Linked DNA regions of Homo sapiens: region 2 is linked to region 1. A link is a contact called in ENCODE Hi-C data. All regions are on one chromosome and are shown on one strand. Each heading gives the region's core, a stretch centred on a gene start or an enhancer-like site at or near the end of the contact. The rest is flanking DNA. Distances are from core to core; before and after follow the strand shown.

Region 1 (3,335 bases), core at 483-2,982:
TAATCAGTAACTTCGGTGGGCGCTAGCGGGTGGGGTTAGTCTATGTCTTTGGCGCTCCCTGGCCAAGCTCCCAGCTCAGCTTTCAGCAGTGAACTCCAGAGCAAGACTATGGGACCATGCACCCGCAGCGCCGCTCTACGGAGCGCGGGCGCGTCGCGCCATCAGTTCTTTAGCCGCCCAGAGCAGGTGCCGCCTGCGAGTTTCCGAGCCTGCAAGCCCGGTAGCTAGAACTTGGGCGCGGACCCAGGCTGGAGCGGCGTGACCGCCACGCAGGGCCGGGTGTGTACATGGGCGCTGTAAAGCGAATCAACAGTTACTGCCGGGAAGGGAATGACAGACCCCAGGGAACCTGGATCGCGTCCCCACCTCTCACCCCTCGCTCTATCGCTGGTTTTGCCGGCGGTCGTAGGCTTGAGAGGGCAGCCAAATCAACGCTCAGAGGGAGCATTTTGGGGCCTCTGAGCATCTGAATCCAGACAGCAGACTGGAGCGGGCCAGAAAATTCATCATGACTAACAAGGAGTCATGCTCTTTGGAGAGTGGCTGAGCTGTTTATAAATCACCACGTTGAGCACCCGCCCGGGCAAGACGCTTTGGCTGAGAATTTCCACGTGTCCTGTGTTTATGAGCGTGTGTGGGGGAGAGAAATGGATAGGGGAGGGGCGAGCCCACAGGCCGCCAGCAGGACGGACCTGCACCCCCACCACGCGCGCACCCGCGCGGCGAGGCGAGGCGAGGACACACACAGCGTGTCGCTCCGTCCCAGCGCAAGCGCGGGGCCACTCTGGCCGCGCGCCTGGGGGCTGCTAGGAATCCCATAACTTTGTCTAGCTAGGAAAAAATGAACAAGTCCGAGCCTCAGCGCGCAGACTCAGCGACTGGTGCCCGCGGCTCCGCAACCGCGAGCCAAGGGGCTGGGTGGCGGGCAGAACCGCCTTCTCCCGGCTTCGGCCCTGCGTCCCCTGTGCTAGGCGCGTGACTTTCCCTGGGCCTTGGGGAGCGCACAGACAGCCCGCCAGCCGCATCTTCTCCTGACATGTCGTGCCTTTCTTTTCGCGGACCTGGAGCTCAGAGCTCCCACGGACAGAAGAATCCAGCCCTGGGGAAGGGCCGCGTCCAAGTGCTAAGCAGCTCATACTTCTCCCCCACCTTTCTGGGGCAGGTGTCTGCTTTTCTCTGGATTTAATTTCACATTTCTCGAGGCACAAGGCCTTCTGCAGCCCATAGGATGATACACTCGAAAGAAGAATGAAGTTTTCAAACACATCTTCGAAGGAACTGAGGCGGCCTGGCTCTGAATCAATTTAAAAGTTCCTCCTCCTCTTATCTTTCTCTCCACACCCCACCCCACACCCCCGCCCTCCTCCCGGCATAGGGCGCTAGTGTGAGGGGACAAGAATAGGCTGCACGTGTACATCAAAACTTCCTGTCTGCGATAGGACATCACCGGCGATTAATGCTGAGATCCTTCCCACGTTGACTTCCCAGGTCTCAACTCCAACTTCCATCCCCGTCTCATTTCGCTGGCGGCCAAGGAGCCGAAACGTTCCCAACAGGGTTTAATATACCCAATAAATCCCCGGGAGTACACAAAGAAATAGCCTACCCGGGGCCTCAGTCTCTGCACCCCACCCCCACCCCCAAGCGCGGCCAATCACCGGGCGGGCCAGGCTGGGCTCGCACCGCGGCTCTGAGCAACACCTCCCCACGAGCTACCGCCGCCTCCCCTCCAGGCGCCAGGGGCCCGGTTGGCGCGAACGCCGGGTTCCGAGCACCCTGGGCTTCCTTGTCTGCCTCCCAGCGCGGCACCTCTTCGGGGCTCCCGAAACCTGAGCTCTCGCTGGTTTTAGGTCCAGACTGGGGCCTCTCCACCGGTTCCTCCCCCGCCCCGGGCTCTGGGGCCCATTCTTTGGGCTGACCCTGTCAGGGCAGAGTCCGCGCGTCTGCCTGCCATTCTCCGCCCGCATAAAAGCACGTTGAAGGTGTCTCGGGCAGACACCTCCAGGTTTTGAATCAGTTTATTCCCTTTCACTGTTCAAAGCAGCTGTTCAAATACACAGGCTGCTTACGTTGACGTGGAGAGGATTTCAAACAACGCTAAAATGCTTTGAACTGACAAGGTGTCTTGATATCTCCCTCACTCCATCCAGCACAGCTCCTCGAGATCACTCGCTAGGACAATGGCTGAGCAGGCGATTCGTGCGGGCCTCGCCACCTCGGGGCGCGGACTGCGGGGTGTCCTAAGCCCCTTCCGCAAGGACAGGATGGAGGCACCTGTAAGGAGATGCTGGCGCCACCCCAGCTTCTCCCAGGTCCGGAGGAACCTCTACTCAGTCAATACCCTGAGCTGGACTTGTCTGAAGAAACGGAGCCGACTCCCTCTTGCCGGGGTGCGCTGAGTGGAGGGGAAACATCCTCGAATAACAGAACTACACCAAAAAGACACCCATGTTATCTCTCACACTTTCACACTCCTCGAGATAGTGAGCCGGACCTGGGTCTTAGTAGCACCCAGTACCTTGACACAAACCTCCCAAATTTCCACCTGAGTAACAGTTATGGGGTCAGTCCATGCACTGTAACTTGAACTCTAATTTATTAACTATTTCATCTAGTAAACACACTCACACCATATATAAAATAGCATTTATTTATTTCTATATACCAGGAGTTGGCAGAAAACCCACCGTGACCACTCCCATACATTGAGCTGGAGGCACACAATTACTAAAACAGAGGTGAAATGGTATTCATTTGATCTTAATTTTTTCTTATTTATGTAGTCCCAGGATAATAGAAATCAGGAAACAAAAGAAAACAAAGAATTTTCTGAGGAGATGGCCATTGGGGGAGTGGAGGTAGCAGCTGGTTTAAACCTAAGTAAAACTAGAAAAAGAAACTGCTGTTTCCTTTTTCTTATATCCACCTTAGAGGATCATGTTTGAACGTCCCTACTCCTCCTCCTCTTTTTAAAAAGCCTTGTCTCAGTCATTCATTCCTGTGCTTCCTGCTCTTCTGCTAGACCCCAGCAGCTGTTTGATTTGGTGAGGCCCCCCTCCAACCTCTGAGTGGAACTTCTTTTCTAAGGGCCTGCAGAATGTCAAAACTGAGGCTCTGGCTTCGGAGCTAGAGCTTTGAACAGCCAATCCACACAAAAAGGCAGCTGGCTGCTTTAATGAAAACTGCTATAAAGCTTCAAGAACTTTAGCCTTGGGGGATGCATTTATAAGGAACATGGAAAATGCATTTCCAAGTTGCTGGTTCTTGGGAGAGACATAATAAACATTTACCAAAAAAAAAAAAAAAAAAAAAAGGATAGAACTTACTATCTTTAA
Region 2 (3,335 bases), core at 377-2,876, 2.6 Mb before region 1:
CCTGCTGTTATGTGACATTTGAAAAACCTCATCTTATAGTAACACCTAACCTATTATTCCATGCAAGTGGCCTGTTGCATAGCAATTTAGCTAAAACAAACAGCCTGTTTATACATGGCATTAAAGATCTCAGAGAATAAAGTCAGGACTGAGTCAGGTTTCAGTTGAAATCACACTGTTGCATACTTGCAACTCACTCTTCTTAACTATGCATGCTGTGGTATCCCTTATGATTCTGAACACATTATCAGCTGTTCCAGCAACATTCTGCTGCATTGATGATTAATGACATTTAGAGTTTTGATTAATTTTTAGACACTAAAATAAGTGTATCTTAATTAACAAATTGAAGTGGAATAAATTTACATATCCCAGAACTTTTTTTTTTAAATTTCAGCCTGTGTGATTTTCAATGGGTTTAAATAGGAGAAAACAAACAGATAAGACTTCCAAACATTGCTCAATTCTCTATCACCTTGCTCTTGTGCATTTCAATTTTTTGTTGTTTGTTTGACTCAAAAGTTTTTAAGGCCACTGGAAGTTGATAGGCTGCCTTGGTGGTTACAGGAATAGACTCTATAAAGTTAGAAAGTAATGAACTAAGACAAATCAAGATTGAAATACAATTGCATTTATTTCAGTAACTAAACTGACTAATTAAGACTCAAATGAACCAATCATCTCTCGTGAAATGAAAATAATCATCAATCCATAAGATAATTTCTGATGACAGAATACTTACAGTATGGAGATGAATAAACGATAGAAGATAATCTGTGCATTACCAAAAGGCTACTAATAGTAAGTTTTCTAATATTCCCCATTGCCTAAATTGGAAATTATTCTCTAAGGAGCCTCAGCTCGGTCGTGTTGTTTGGTAAAGAAACTCTATCTCCTTAAAGGTAAAAATATCAGAGGATGTGGTTCGTTAAAAGTTCTTGAGGTTTATGATCCACCCTGGTAACACTGCCCACTCCTTACCCTAATGGGACGCCCTCCAAGTTTTTTCAGAAGCTCTTAATACGGGTGCCGGTTAAAATAAATATACTTCCTCAGCGCAGAACTAAGGAGTAGGGTTAATGGAAGGATGGGTGGGCAGAAGGAGGGATGGGGAGTTCGTCAGACCCGCCGGCAGCCACACAGCTTCTTGCCATCTGTCTCATTCTCTTCGCCTCGCGTGAGTCCCCGTAGCTGAGGCCACTTCCTGACACGTCCACTTCTTAAATCATTTTATGTGGAGAACATAGGCGACTGCAGCCAACAGAGCCACTTGCATGCTTGACGGGAATTGGCTGAGATAAGCCCGACAAAGACTCGCAGTGAATCCGTCCAGCGGGCGCCCCGAGCGCACGGACGTCCGCAGCGCTACTGTTCGCCTTCTTCCTTCTCTCCAGGTGGAAAATGCCCCTCGCCCACCCGCAGTCCCTCCCGTCCTCTTGAAAACAAACACCTCGTGAAGGAGCCCGGAGTGCAGCCCACAGCCGGGGAGTCCTTACCTGGAGCTAGGGGTGAGGTGGGCGGGGAGGGGGTGGGGTGGTCCTCGGGGAGGAGCAGCCGGAGGAGGTCGGGCGGAAAAGTCCCCAGCTACCAGACCGACCAGCGCAGCCGCCGGCGCCGAGCGCGAGTGACGGCAGCGGCGAAGACGGTGACCGAGGAGCAGCAGCGGCGGCGGCGGCGGCAGAGACAGACACGCCTCCTGGCGGGGGTTCCTCGCCTCTTGCTTTAAAGGCGCCGCGCTCCTTTCCCCGTGGCCCCTGCACGCTCCTGGCCGCCGCGGCCACTCGGGGGCATCTCCCACCCCTGGACCACAGGAGCTAGAGCGAGAGAATTCCTGGTGTCCCTAGACTTGGATGTTACGAAGCCTCCGGCTGGACTTCGCTCCCTTAGCGCACACCCGCCTCCTGGGATGGGGAGACTAAGGCCAAGATGCTCTGTCAGGGAGTGAGTGATGCATGCAAAGCGCCGAGGAATTTGCCTAGCCTTGGGTGGTGACAACACATATAAGGAGCCCAAACACATTTGCTTCTGGGTGATGGCTTTTATGCCTCTCCGAAACCATAGCAACGAAACTTCTCCACTGCCAGGGCTTGGAGGGCTGCTGGTAGTCTCCAAAGTGGACCTCTTAGTCCAACTACGGTCATTTCCCTGAGGTTCGCAAAAAAAGATCTTGATCTGCGCACCCTCCCACCCCGACCTCCAGCGCATAGAGCAAATGCGCTCTGGTAGCGCTGCTGCGGGTATTCCCTCAGATGCTGGGAGTCACAGTGCCCTGCTCCCTGCCACCATTATTGAGAACAGATGCTTGGAAATTGACTTTTCCTGAGTGTTAGGAGGTCGGGCGGGCTGTCTCTGTGTATGTATGGCGCCTTAAATAGCAGACTCCCCTCTCCCCACCAAACTCCCGCCCAGGCCCCGGAACTCTCAACCTAAACACATTTCAGAAAGAAGTTGGATTCGAGATCTAGTGGGCGCCGAACCTGAGGTCGCAGACTCCAAGATTGGAGACAGGAGTCTGGGAAGCAGCCCTGGTTTGGCGGCCACTGGTCCAAGTTCTCGGGAGGACTCTTTTAAAGGCCAGAGATGGGGAGGGGCAACTGAGTCCCAGAGTCTTCCCGCAGCTTGGCTTCCAGGGAGGGGCTGGCGGCGGTGAGCGCACCAGGCTCTCCCTGCTTCACTGTGGAAACGATTAGCTTTTGCAAACAATCCCTGAGTTCCGCTCCTCTGGGTCGGAAAAGTCAACATCTATTCAAAACCGTTGCTATTTTATCCTCAGCCCTACAATATTAACTGGAGCTGAGTTTAGCAGTTTCCCCCAGAGGAAGTTGGCCAGCTCAGATTCGCGAGGAGATTTAAGTGAGGCTAAGCGGGAACAGGCCAGGCGCACTGGGCTCAAGAGACCATTTCAAACGGGCTGCATAAAGAAGGGGCCAGGGGGGATTCCACGGCTCTGCAGTCCCCTAGCAGTTCCAGTCCCTGGTGGTTCTCCACTATCTATCTAATTCCGAGGTCCGGGAATTAGAGAGGCTCTGAGTCCCCAGGGACCCGTTGTCTGAGCTGGAGACCAGAACTTGCCCTTTTGCTTCCTCCTTCACTGCAGCCCTAGTAAAGTTAAGCCCTCGCCGGACCCTGGCGCAGCAGGGCCATGTTCCACACCCTGAGGCTAGCGCCTGGCTCAGAATAGCTCTGAAACACAGAAATTCAGTCCTGCCAAAACCGCCAGTCTTTCCCTCTTGGTCACCATCCAGGACTCTCTGCGCCCCGTTCCCCACAACATGCTTACTGAGCATTCCTGGGTGGGGCAGGGTTGGGGGGAGGGGGACTGGGGACTTATGTTA

What was found. Hi-C counts contacts between places; a loop is a spot of excess contacts on that map. Pooled maps may share reads with other maps.
Region 2: a map with no recorded cell type shows a loop between it and region 1 (11-fold over the local background). The contact joins the promoter of GRIK2 here to the promoter of PNKY in region 1. A Hi-C loop is called at or near these places in 1 of 168 maps with a recorded cell type or tissue (naive thymus-derived CD4-positive, alpha-beta T cell), 10 of 37 single-sample maps with no recorded cell type and 10 of 50 pooled maps.

What each region holds. Positions count from the first base shown.
Region 1 is chr6:98,830,097-98,833,431 of GRCh38, reverse strand. It overlaps PNKY (long intergenic non-protein coding RNA PNKY), which reads left to right and starts at 1,732. Exons shown (of 1, transcript NR_148381.1): 1 at 1,732-3,291.
Region 2 is chr6:101,391,999-101,395,333 of GRCh38, reverse strand. GRIK2 (glutamate ionotropic receptor kainate type subunit 2) reads right to left here and starts at 1,626. Exons shown (of 17, transcript NM_021956.5): 1 at 1,497-1,626.